Linked DNA regions of Homo sapiens: regions 1 and 3 are each linked to region 2. A link is an interaction called in ENCODE POLR2A ChIA-PET data of the cell type or tissue named here. Cell type or tissue: OCI-LY7. All regions are shown on one strand.

The links. Peaks named below come from ENCODE experiments on the same cell type or tissue, not always from the same donor. Only the 100,000 strongest peaks of a DNase experiment are listed, where the experiment ranks them.
Region 1: POLR2A ChIA-PET joins it to region 2 with 7 read pairs; 28 of 35 experiments call an interaction of 5 or more read pairs at or near these places.
Region 3: POLR2A ChIA-PET joins it to region 2 with 8 read pairs; 3 of 35 experiments call an interaction of 5 or more read pairs at or near these places.

Annotation. Positions count from the first base shown.
Region 1 is chr12:121,868,985-121,872,984 of GRCh38, forward strand. The region is part of intron 2 of TIALD (transcript inducer of AURKA lysosomal degradation); the gene reads left to right. It also overlaps a transcript of HPD not described here. Among named protein-coding and RNA genes, the nearest start is that of HPD, 12 kb to the left of the region's middle. In OCI-LY7, no CTCF peak of the experiment used is centred here; no DNase peak of the experiment used is centred here.
Region 2 is chr12:121,787,637-121,791,636 of GRCh38, forward strand. The region is part of intron 2 of RHOF (ras homolog family member F, filopodia associated); the gene reads right to left. It also overlaps a transcript of SETD1B not described here. Among named protein-coding and RNA genes, the nearest start is that of RHOF, 4.1 kb to the right of the region's middle. RefSeq lists enhancers at 1,624-2,340, 2,467-2,536, 2,617-2,816. In OCI-LY7, a CTCF peak has its summit at 1,626; DNase peaks (open chromatin) are centred at 1,695, 1,955 and 2,405; H3K4me3 peaks cover 1,078 bases; H3K27ac peaks cover 2,968 bases.
Region 3 is chr12:121,469,250-121,473,249 of GRCh38, forward strand. The region is part of intron 12 of KDM2B (lysine demethylase 2B); the gene reads right to left. Among named protein-coding and RNA genes, the nearest start is that of MIR7107, 27 kb to the left of the region's middle. In OCI-LY7, no CTCF peak of the experiment used is centred here; no DNase peak of the experiment used is centred here.

The sequences.
Region 1 (4,000 bases), 81 kb after region 2:
CTCCAGCGATCCTCCCAGCTCAGCCTTCCAAGTAGTTGGGACTACAGGCATGTGCCACTGTGCCCAGCCAATTAAAAACAATTTTTTGGCTGGGTGTGGTGGCTCATGCCTGTAATCCTAGCACTTTGGGAGGCCGAGGCGGATCACTTGAGGTCAGGAGTTCGAGACCAGCCTGGCCAACATGGTGAAACCCTGTCTGTACTAAAAATACAAAAATTAACCGGACATGGTGGCAGACGCCTATAATCCCAGCTGCTCAGGAGACTGAGGCAGGAGAATCGCTTGAACCTGGGAGACGGAGGTTGCAGTGAGCCAGGATCGCGCCATTGCCCTCCAGCCTGGGTGACAAGAGTGAAACTTCGTCTCAAAAAAAAAAAAAAAAAAAAAAAATTGGTGGATATGGGGTCTCACTATGTTGCCCAGGCTTGTCTTGAACTCCTGGGCTCAGGGGGTCCTCCCGCCAAAGTACTGGGATTATAGTCATGAGCCACTGGTGTGGAAAGAGTTCTTAATATATTCTAGATATAAATCCCTTATCGAATATATTTGGAAGTATTTTTTCCCCATTTTGTAGGTTTTCACTTTTTTTTTTTTAGTGCAGTGGCTCTCGGCCCACTGCAACCTCTGCCTCCTGGGTTCAAGAGATTCTCTTGCCTCAGCCTCCTGAGTAGCTAGGATTAAAGGCGCCCACCACCAGGCCCAACTAATTTTTGTGTTTTTAGTAGAGACAGGGTTTCACCATGTTGCCCAGGCTGGTCTCAAACTCCTGACCTCAAGTGATCCACCCACCTTGGCCTCCCAAAGTGCTGGAATTACTGGCGTGAGCCACCATGCCTGGCCTTCACTTTCTTAATTGTATTATTTTTAGTGCAACAGCTTTTAATTTTGATGAAGTCCAGCGTATCTACCTGTTCTTCAGTCACTTGTGCTTTAGTGTCCTAAGAAGTGGGCTGATTATTATTATTATTATTATTTTAGAGATGGGGTCTTCCTGTGTTGCCTAGGCTAACCTTGAACTCCTGGGCTCAAGCAGTCCTTCTGCCTCGGCCTTCCACAATGCTGGGATTACAGGCATGAACCACCACACCCAGCGTAAGCTGATTTTTTTTTTTTTTTTAGCTTAAAAGGAAAAAATCTTCTGCAGAAGGAACATGATTCACCAGATGGTTACCTCTGGAGGCAGCACACTTTTTCAAAATAATTAAAATAATGTTAACACAAACTAAATTCCCATTTTCTGGTCACTTTGTTTTATGTGCCAGGCACTGTACTAAGCACATTCCATGCTCTGCTCTTTACTCATTAAATCCACAACAACCCTGTTAAGTAGGTGCTCTCATATCCCCATTTCACAGATTAGAAGATGGAGGCTTACTAGCTAGGTGTGGTGGCGCATGCCTGTAATCCCAGCTACTAGGGAGGCTGAGGCGGGAGAACCACTTGAACCAGGAGGCGGAGGTTGCAGTGAGTGGAGATCGTGCCACTGCACTCCAGCCTGAGTGACACAGTAAGACTCTGTCTCAAAAAAAAAAAAAAAGAAGGCAAGGATGGGTGATCTCATTGTCAGGGGGTTTAGATTTTATCTTTGAGACAATAGGGAGCTATTGAAGGTTTTTTTTTTTTTTTTTTGAGACAGAGTTTCACTCTTGTTACTTAGGTTGGAGTGCAATGGCGGGATCTCAGCTCACCACAACCTCTGCCTCCTGGGTTCAAGCGATTCTCCTGCCTCAGCCTCCTGAGTAGCTGGGATTATAGGCATGTGCCACCACACCTGGCTAATTTTGTATTTTTAGTAGAGATGGGGTTTCTCCATGTTGGTCAGGCTGGTCGTGAACTCCCGACCTCAGTTGATCCGCCCGCCTCGGTCTCCCAAAGTGCTGGGATTACAGTCATGAGCCACCGCACCCGGCCTATTGAAGGTTTTATAGTAGAGATGCAACGTGATCAGAACATTAAAGCTTGCTCTGCTCTAGGTGAGCACAGGGAAGAGAGCTGGGCTGGAAACCCAGCTGCCCAGAGCTGCTGTGCCATTGCCCAGTGGCCTATTTGTGATTCTCCATTAGGTTTGGGGAAGATAAGTAAACCAAGAAGCTTTACATTTAAAAATTGGATCTAGGCTGTAATCCCCTCACTTTGGGAGGCCGAGGCAGACAGATCGCTTGAGCCTAGGAATTCAACATGACCCTGGGTAACATGGCAAAACCCCATTTCTACAAAAAAAAACCCCAAAATCAGCCAGGTGTGGTGGGGCACACCTGTAGTCCTAGCTGCTCAGGAGGCTGAGACGGGTGAATCGATTGAGCCCAGGAGGTTGAGGCTACAGTGAGCTGTGATTATGCCACTGCACTCCAGCCTGGGTGACAGAGTGAGACCCTGTCTCAATTAAAAAAAAAAAATGCATCTAAAAGCAGTCAAATAGCCCTGTGCTCTGCTTCCTGCAATCTACAACTGGAGACTCCCAAACAGGCAGAACTAGTGAGGATTCAGAGGCAGAAGTCCATGGACAGAACCTCACCCCTCCCCTGCCAGGCCCCACAGCTCTCCCAAGCAAGGGCAGCTGGGACCAGAGCAGGTGAAGGCTGGCCCGGGTGCCCAGCTAGTCTTGTTATCAGGGCTGGTGATCCTGGGCAGGGCCACTTAGGTGGGGCTGGTCTTTATCTCTTGAGGTACAGAGCCCATGTGTCTGAGCTTTGTGGTGACAGGAAGCTGTATCACCAGGCACCAGTGATGGCTGGGAGGGACCAGAGAGTTGGTGGCACGGGACATAGGACCCCTGGGCTCTGAAGACTGTGTAATCTTGGGCCACTCCTGGCATCCTCTGAGTCTTAGTGTCCTAACTGTGCAAGCCAGGGAGCACTGGAGCTGGTGTGGACCGTAGGATGTCCTCTGTTCCTGGCACCGGGGCATTGAGGAGTGTCCTGGAGATTTCTTTTCTCTCTTTTTTTTCTTTTTGAGATGGAGTCTCGGGCTGGGCGCGGTGGCTCACGACTGTAATCCCAGCACTTTGGGAGGCCGAGGCGGGTGGATCACAAGGTCAGGAGTTCAAGACCAGCCTGGCCAAGATGGTGAAACCCCGTCTCTACTAAAAATACAAAAAAAAAAAAAATTAGCTGGGCGTGGTGGTGGGCACCTGTAATCCCAGCCACTCAGGAGGCTGAGGCAGAGAATTGCTTGAACCTGGGAGGCGGAGGTTGCAGTGAGCCAAGATCACGCCACTACACTCCAGCCTGGGCGACAGAGCGAGACTCCTCTCAAAAAAAAAAAAGAGATGGAGTCTTGCTCTGTCGCCCAGGCTGGAGTGCAATGGTGCACTCCCACTGCAACCTCCGCCTCCCAGCTTCAAGTGATTCTCCTGCCTCAGCCTCCTGAGTAGCTGGGACTAACAGGAGCCCGCCACCAGGACCAGTTAGTTTCTTTTGTATTTTTAGTAGAGACGGGGTTTCACCATGTTGGCCAGTCTAGTCTTGAACTACTGACCTCAAGTGATCCACCTGCCTCAGCCTCCCAAAGCATTGGGATTGCAGGCATGAGCCACCGTGCCTGGCCTAAAATTTCTTGTCTCTCCAGCATCCACTCCTGTTCTCATAACAGCGTCTCCCTTCTCCATCCTTTCCCTGCTCCGTTCATGTCGTTTGGGTGGGGCATGTGAGCCAGGACTGGGCAGTGAGAATCCCTGTGATTGGTTCAGGGCTGGGCACCTGGCCAGAACTGGCCATATGGATTTGCTCTGGATCTTCTGCTTGAGAAAAGAGGCTCACTCTGAGCTCTGAGTATGCTGCACTGATCCAGTGGTGCTGCGGGGGCCAACCCTGAGTCAGCTGAAGGAAAACATGCTTGTATATAAAGCCAGAACAGAGAAACCAGAGCTGAGAGAAGATAGGCTGATTCCTGATGTCTGAGCAACTTGTTCCAGGCAGAAACAAGCTCCTGGATGAGTCAAACCTTTTTCCCTTTTGCTTAAGCTAGTTTGAGTTGGGTTTCTGGCATTTACAACCACTGG
Region 2 (4,000 bases):
CATGCTTGTAATCCCAGCACTTTGGGAGGCTGAGGCGGGCGGATCGCTTGAGGTCAAGAGTTCAAGACCAGCCTGGGCAACATGGTGAAACGCTGTCTCTACTAAAAATACAAAAATTAGCCGGATGTGGTGGCATATGCCTGTAATCCCAGCTACTTGGGAGGCTGAGGCAGGGGAATCACTTGAGCTGGGGAGGTGGAGCAGAGATTGAACCACTACACTCCAGCCTGGGCAACAGAGTGAGACTCTGCCTCAAAAAAAAAAAAAAAAAAAGGGGGGGGGGGCGGGGTTTGCTCTGTTGCTCAGGCTGGAGTGCAGTGGTGTGATCATAGCTCACTCCAGCCTCAACCTCCTGGGCTCAAGCCATCCTCCTGCCTCAGCCTCCTGAGGAGCTGGGGCCGCAGGTGTGTACCACTGTGTTACATGCCAGGTCTAGCTCAAAGCCCTTCACCTGGATTAACTCATCTTTCCCCCAAAAGCCCTACAAGGTAGACACTATTGTTGGCCCCATTTTACAGGCTGAGAAACGGAAGCACAGAGAGCTGGAGTGACTTGCCCCAGGCCACACAGCTAAGGGGAAGCTTTGTAAATAACAGAGGACCTTACTGGAGTATTTTTTTTTCTTAGCCTACCCCAGAAAACAGGAAGGAATCCTCACCCTACTTGTCCCAGCCCTGACCAGGTGAGGAAAAATGTCAGCCCTCTCAAGAAAGAGGGCCTCTGGAAAGGGAGAGGCAGCCAGCTCCGACTCCAGCACCTCCTCCAGGTTGCCTTCCTGGCTTGACTCTGCCCAACCCAGCTTTCCCTAGAATTCAGTGTGGGCCTTTGGGGCGTGGGGGTGGTGGGGGGACCAGGCCTGCAGAGGACTACTTCCGTGTGCACCAACCCCATGCCCACTTGGGGATGGGGGAGCGTACTATTAATAAATACCTTCTCTCATATGAGTCAGGAGGGTCAGGTTCCATTCACTCATGCACATTCTGGGCAGGACTGTTCAGGGCAGCCTCCACATCTCGAATTGACGCCCACATTTCCCTCTCTGGGTGTCAATTTCCTTATCTGGGAGAGGGGGTGATAACAGTGATAACCCTCCCCCTAATCTGGAAGGTGAAAGCCCAGGAGAAGGGAGGCAATGCTTAGAGCGGGAGCAGTGCAGGGGCAGGGGTGGAGTGGGGGGCAGTGCCGGGAGGCAGGAGGACTGCTATTGTGGTTACTGTTGAAACTTCCAGGAGAAGTTAATAGCCTGGCATGGTGGGTGGTCAGAACCCCAGAATCTTTGGACCCAGAAGCTTCAGGGGCCTCCCAGCCACCAGGTGATACCATTACCCTCCACATTCTACCTAAAATGATACCAGGGCTGAAAGGGTCCATGTCACCTGCCCGTAGTCACAGAGGGGGCCCATCCAGCCTCTGCAGATGGGCTTAGAGGTTAAAACAGCCCAGGTAGACCAGGCGTGGTGGCTCACACCTGTAATCCCAGCACTTTGGGAGGCTGACATGGGAGGATCACTTGAGCCCAAGAGGCTGTGGCTGCAATGAGTTATGATCATGCTATGGCACTCCAGCCTGGGTGACAGAGCGAGACCCTGTCTCTAACCATTCCCCACCTCAAAAAAAAACCCAGGAATTACATGCAAAGGATGCACGTGCTTCTGGTGAGGAAGTCTCTAGGCCTGGGCTCCCCCTAGAGCCGCCCATCGTCCTGACGTGCACTCAGGCGGTGCGGCAGGGCTGGGCGGAAGGGAGGCTCATGCCGCACACAGGGCTATTTTCTTGGTGGGATGAGGCTTTGCCAAGGAAGTCCTGCTTCCAGGGACAGGGGTCTCTAAGGCCCAGAGCAGAGTTGAGGAAAAAAGACCTCAAATCTGCAGGAGGACACACAGGGCGGGTGGACCCCAGCTCCAGCTGCGGCGTTGGTCAGGGAGGGGTACTGGCAGCATGAGAAGTGAAGCTGCCAGAAGAGGAACCCACTTTTACTCACTCTGCTGGGGGCCGCCCACCTGTGCTTTCCCAGGGAGACAGGGGCTGGGCAGCCCCAGCTGGGAGTTGAGACCACCTTCTGGGTGACCCCAGCCTTGTCTCAGCCCAGGCCTCCGGTGCTTCTGGGGCTCACAACACACATCTGTCCCTGGTTCCTTGTCTTAGCAAATCCTACTCCATTGCCTAACAATTTTCTTTCTGTTCCCATCTCAGGCTGAAAAGGGGACCACCGCTCCCCGGGCAACCCCTATCCCATCCTGTGCCCCTCTAACCCTGGACCCCACACCTTGGCCCTGATGAGCTCACTCTCCCGTCTGTGTCTTCACAGCCCACCTCACCCCGCCTCCCCCGGCCCAGGAAACTTCAGACTTCACCGCAGCTTCCTGCCTCAGAGGATGTCAGGGCCCCGGTGAGGCCGACAGAGCAGTGAGTGCCATGGCCCCCGCCCCTTCCCTTCTGAGCCCTGCGAGCCCCGTCACCCGATCTGCCCTCCCTCCGCTGTGGTGTCTGTAACTACTTCCTCAGGAGGGAGACAGCCACACGGGCCTTCCACGAGGGCCCCTGTGGGCAGCGTCCGGCCCCTGCCCAGGACCAGCGTTTGGTCCTGGGTGTGGAGAAATTCAGCCTCTGAGAGCCACCCCTGTCTCACAGCTCTGGTGGCCACCAGTCGGGAAGATGCCCCTTCCGCCACTGTGTGTGGCCCATTGGGTTCTAGAACTTTCTACAACTACGTTTACTAGACTCATTTCTGGCTTGGCCATTCCCTCACCCTCTTGGCCTTTGCCTCTCTCTACGTGGCCGCCTGGCCATGGCTTTCTGTCCTGTTCTCCTGAGAGCCGTCCACCTGCAGGCCGAGATGAATCATCTCCGGCATTCGGATCCACTACCCATTCATTCCATCACCTTCCAGGCCTTGCTCCATGACAAGCACTGGGACCTGGGCTCTCCCTGGTGGCACTCACTGACCAGGGGATTTCCTCCTATGAGCAAGCCTTCCCTGGTCACGGGGGGATACCCTACAGGGAGCAGCCAGATCTCTTCTCCCTGGGTGCCCCTCCTTGGGGTCTGTCAGACTGTGAGGCTAGCCACCTCCCCTGAGCCCTGCTTCTCTGCTGCTTGGAAGAGACTTGCCAGGGAAGATAGATCTCCCCGCTGCAGCAGGGTCTGGGGGTCAGCTTGGGGCATGGCACCGTAGATTCCAAAGCACAGGCTTGAGCTAGGGCTGGGCAGGGATGGTAGGAGGATCTTTTTAATTTTTTTTAATTTTTATTTTTTGAAACAGGGTCTCGCTCTGTTGCCCAGGCTGGAGTGCAGTAGCGTGATCTTGACTCACTGCAATTTCCGCCTCCTGGGTTCAAGCAATTCTCCTGCCTCAGCCTTCCGAGTAGCTGGGACTATAGGTATGTGCCAACACGCCTGGCTAATTTTTATACTTTTAGTAGAGACGGGGTTTCATCATGTTGCCCAGGCTGGTCTTGAACTCCTGGCTTCAAGCAATCCTCCTGCCTCAGCCTCCCAAAGTGCTGGGAGATGTAGTCTCGCCCTGTCACCCAGGCTGGACTGCAATGGCACAATCTCGGCTCACTGCAACCTCTGCCTCCCGGGTTCAAACGATTCTCCTGCCTCAGCCTCCCGAGTAGCTGGGATTACAGGTGCCCACCACCACACCCAGCTAATTTTTGGATTTTTAGTAGAGATGGGGTTTCACCATGTTGGGCAGGCTGGTGGACATCATATATTAATCTGATTTAATCCTCATGACCCTCTTAGTGCTCATGACAGATCAGGAAACTGAGGCCCAGACATCCCCAATGATACGTAGCCAATAGAGCTGGGGTCAAAGCCCAGATCTGACTCCAAAGAGGATGGCAGGAACAGGATGGGACCATGGATGGGATCCCCATGGTGCCAGTGGTCGCCTGCTTCTGGTGACTGTAGCAGGGGATGCTCCTCCATCCCTCTGGTAGCAGCTCTTAGCACAAATTCTTCCTACAGCAACTTGCAGCTTTCCAGAATCTCC
Region 3 (4,000 bases), 320 kb before region 2:
GCAAAAGAATACACCCTAACCCCCCCACCCCACCCCACATCACTCCATTCCCAAAGGTCTCAGCTTTTTAAAAGCTACCTTGATGGCTGGGCGCGGTGGCTCACGCCTGTAATCCCAGCACTTTTGGGAGGCTGAGGAGGGTGAATCACCTGAGGTCAAGAATTCAAGACCAGCCTGGCCAACATGGTGAAACCCAGTGTCTACTAAAAATACAAAAATTAGCTCGGTGTGGTGGTGCGCACCTGTAATCCCAGCTACGTGGGGGTGCTGAGGCAGGAGAATCACTTAAACCTGGGAGGCAGAGGTTGCAGTGGGCCAAGATTGTGCCACTGCACTCCAGCCTGGGCGACAGAGCGAGACTCCATCTCAAAAAAAAAAAAAAAGGCTACCTTGTTGTCTGAAGTTTGTATCTGACCTCTTGCTGGCCACTCTACTCAGTAGGAGCCTCTAAAGAAAGAGGAGGGGCTCATAACATGCCAATCATGCTTCCACTTCATTGTGATTGGTCAAGCCTACAGGGGTATAGAGTCACCCAAATAACATAATACATCAAGAGAAATGTCTAGGCCAGGCACGGTGGCTCACACCTGTAATCCCAGCACTTTGGGAGACTGAGGAGGGTGGATTGCTTGAGGTTAGGAGTTCAAGACTAGCCTGGCCAACAGAGTGAAGCCCCGTCTCTACTAAAAATACAAAAATTAACAGGTCATGGTAGCACACACCTGTGATCCCAGCTGCTCAGGAGGCTGAGGCACAAGAATCACTTGAACCCAGCAGGCAGAGGTTGCAGTGGGCGGAGATCGTGCCACTGCCCTCCAGCCTGGGCAACAGAGTGATATTCTGTCTCAAAAAAAAAAAAAAAGGAGAGAGAGAGAGATGTCTGTAAGCAGGAATTCTTCTCAAAGGTTTTTCCCATTACCAATCAGGAGCAAAAGAATTATCTTGAGGTTGATTTCCTTTGAGGACTCTCAAAAGCTCACTTCTGAATTTAAGGAAGTAAAAAAACACAATTCTCAACTATCATGGCTCAAAGAGCGGAAAGGAAAAGTGCGGACAAACAAAAAAGTTGCCGCTAACACAAACTCCCTTCCTCCCTTTATATCATTTCAGAGATAGAAGGGGGTCTCTCCTGACCCCTTCACTTCACAGGTGAGGAAATGAAGGCCCAAAGAAAATTAGGGAGTGGCTTTCAAGACCAGAGTCTCTTATATAATACCATCCAGAGAAAGACCTCCCTCCAAGGGCCCAGGCAATAACAGCAGCTTTAAGCATGTTCAAAGGGCCAGACCAGTGGTAAGTCTGCTGTAGACATGATCTCACTTATTCCTTTAAACAGCCCCATAAGGTGGGTACTTGACAGATGAGGAGACTGAGGCGCATTGCCGCGAGGAAGGGAAAGGACCTGGATCTGACTCTGTAGGCAACTGGAGCCTGGGCTCTCAACTGCACCGCTCCAATGCTTCATGCCAGAGACGAGGAGGATGCCAAATGAGGCTGGTGACAAACTCAGGCTGAAGCAGAAGAAAATTAAGTGTCCCTTACTACATGCTATTAATTCTGTATTCTCAGTTCAAATCCAATTCCAAGGTGGGTAGGTATGGTTTGGATAGCCAGGTTGCTGTCTGATCTGGCAAGGGCCAACTGTGGAACCGGGAGGCCATGGTTAGGACATGATAACGTAGTGGGTTCCCTCCAAACACTAGGAAGGCCACTGTCCTGACACCTCTTACAAATTCCTCTTTTGACACTTGCAAAATGCTTCTTCTCTATTTCCCTAAAGCAAATTTCCTATAGTTAACTGGTGCACACAATTATCCAATATCTGTTTTGTATTAATAGTGTGCTGGACTATATATACAATACAAATTATGCCAGCCCTTGCCCAACAGAATTGCCAACTTAAAATTTAGCATGTACACTGTGCTTTTGGGTGGCCCTCCCTCCCTCCGTCTGACCTCATCTTCTAGCGACCCTAAAAACTGAATCCTCCCCCAATTCCACTGGGCCAAGCCTTAACTTATATTCTTAGAAAGAGGTCCCCAAAGCTGATGCCACCCAGCCAGTTGGATCCAGAACTTTCACCATGTGATGTGGAAATAAACAAAAACAGATGGAAGCCGAGTCCTCCTCCATCACAATTGTCACTCATGTCTCTGCTTTCTCTCTGGGTGTCGTGTACATTTCTGATCTGCCTATCAGAGAGTGAGAACCCAGAAATGACCCCTGGCTGCTAAGAGGTTTTGCCCAGACTCAGCCGTGTCAGGCAATGTGCAAAGGTGAAGGGAGGAGGGAAAACAGGAAGACGATGACACTTGGAGTTAGTCACCAGCCTCTCCATGCCCACTTCTAGGAATGGGCATGGGGAGGGCAGACTGGGCAGCAGCTGTCCCCGTGGACTCTGGTTTACCTAAGCGGAGGGGCTCTCCAGCGTGAAACCCCTTTCCTTGTGCCCATGTCACAAAGGCCACAGCTAAAGCTTGGGAACATCATTTTCCAGAGGCTCAGGGCAGAGAAACAGAATGGATCCTTTTAATGTTGAGACCAATGACGGGCTGGTACCCTCCTGGACCAATGGGCATCATTTGTAAACATGCCCCTAAGAAGGGAACAGAAGTGACCCATGCCTGTAATCCCAGGCTTTGGGCGTGGATCACTTGAGGTCAGGAGTTCGAGACCAACCTGGCCAACATGGTGAGACTCCGTCTCTATTAAAAATACAAAAAATTAGCCGGGCATGGTGACGCGTGCCTATAATCCCAGCTACTCGGGAGGCTGGGGCAGGAGAATCGCTTGAGCCTGGGAGGCAGAGGTTTCAGTGAGCCAAGATCATGCCACTGCACTCCACCCTGGGCAACAGAGCAACACCCTGTCTCAAAAAAAAGTAACAGAGCAGGAGGCCTGCATAGGGTTGCTTCCTACACAAGTAATATGCCTAACAAGCAATTGAGAATGCGCGCTTCAGTTATTTTACTATTATTTTACCATTTGTCTCTGCTCTTCAGGAGACTTGCCCCCCTTAACGGCAAAAGCAGAAGGTCTTTTGGAGAGTTATTTTTCTAACACAGTGTAAATAAAAGGAACTTTCTAACCACTTAACATAGCATTCCAGGGCTACCTGGATAAAACTGTAATTCGAACAGTGACAGTAGGACAGACCAGGGGCTGCAGTGATTTCTCTTAAGGAAATTCCTAATGTTACTTAATTGCTTTTTATTTTTCCCCTGGAGAGTCGTTCCACAAGCATTTAAAAACCACATATATTCATCATATAAATAGACTCTAAATAGACTAAGCTTTCTGTTAAGTGAGAATTCTTCTCCTAATTATGTCTCCTTACGTTACCAAAAACCACCCAATAAATATTTACATTCACTGGAAGATGTGTGACTGTGCACAGGATTTTTAAAAATTAACTAATTTAACAGGTGACTGGCATTGATCTGAGACATGTTTTTCCACCACTCACCCCATTCCCAATGCCTTTGCTGACCTTAGAAAGTTACTTCCCTTCTCTATTCATTTCCCTATCAAAATCCACACTAAGGCTCAGCGAGGCAAATTGAATGACACAAGTGGGTTCACTTTATAAACCACCCCCACATAAAAACATGAGAAGCTAAATATATGTAAAATGCCAGCCTAATTCTGGCCTATAATCAAGATTTTGTAATTTAATGATTTTTTTTTTATAACAAGATAAAATCTCCCTGTTGGTTTGCTTCCTAAACAGAGCACCAATCCCATTGTCTAGCCCATCATCCTCCAAAAAAGGACCTTGGAGAAATAAGATCTGAAGTTCTGTGGACCATAGACTCCAAACAAAAGCCCAAATCCAAAGATTATTCAAAATGAGATGACAGGTTGGGCGCAGTGGCTCACGCCTGTAATCCCAGCTCCTTGGGAAGCCAAGACAGGAGGATCACTTGAGGTTAGGAGTTCGAGACCAGCCTGGTTGACATGGTGAAATCCCATCTCTATTAAAACTACAAAAAATTAGCCG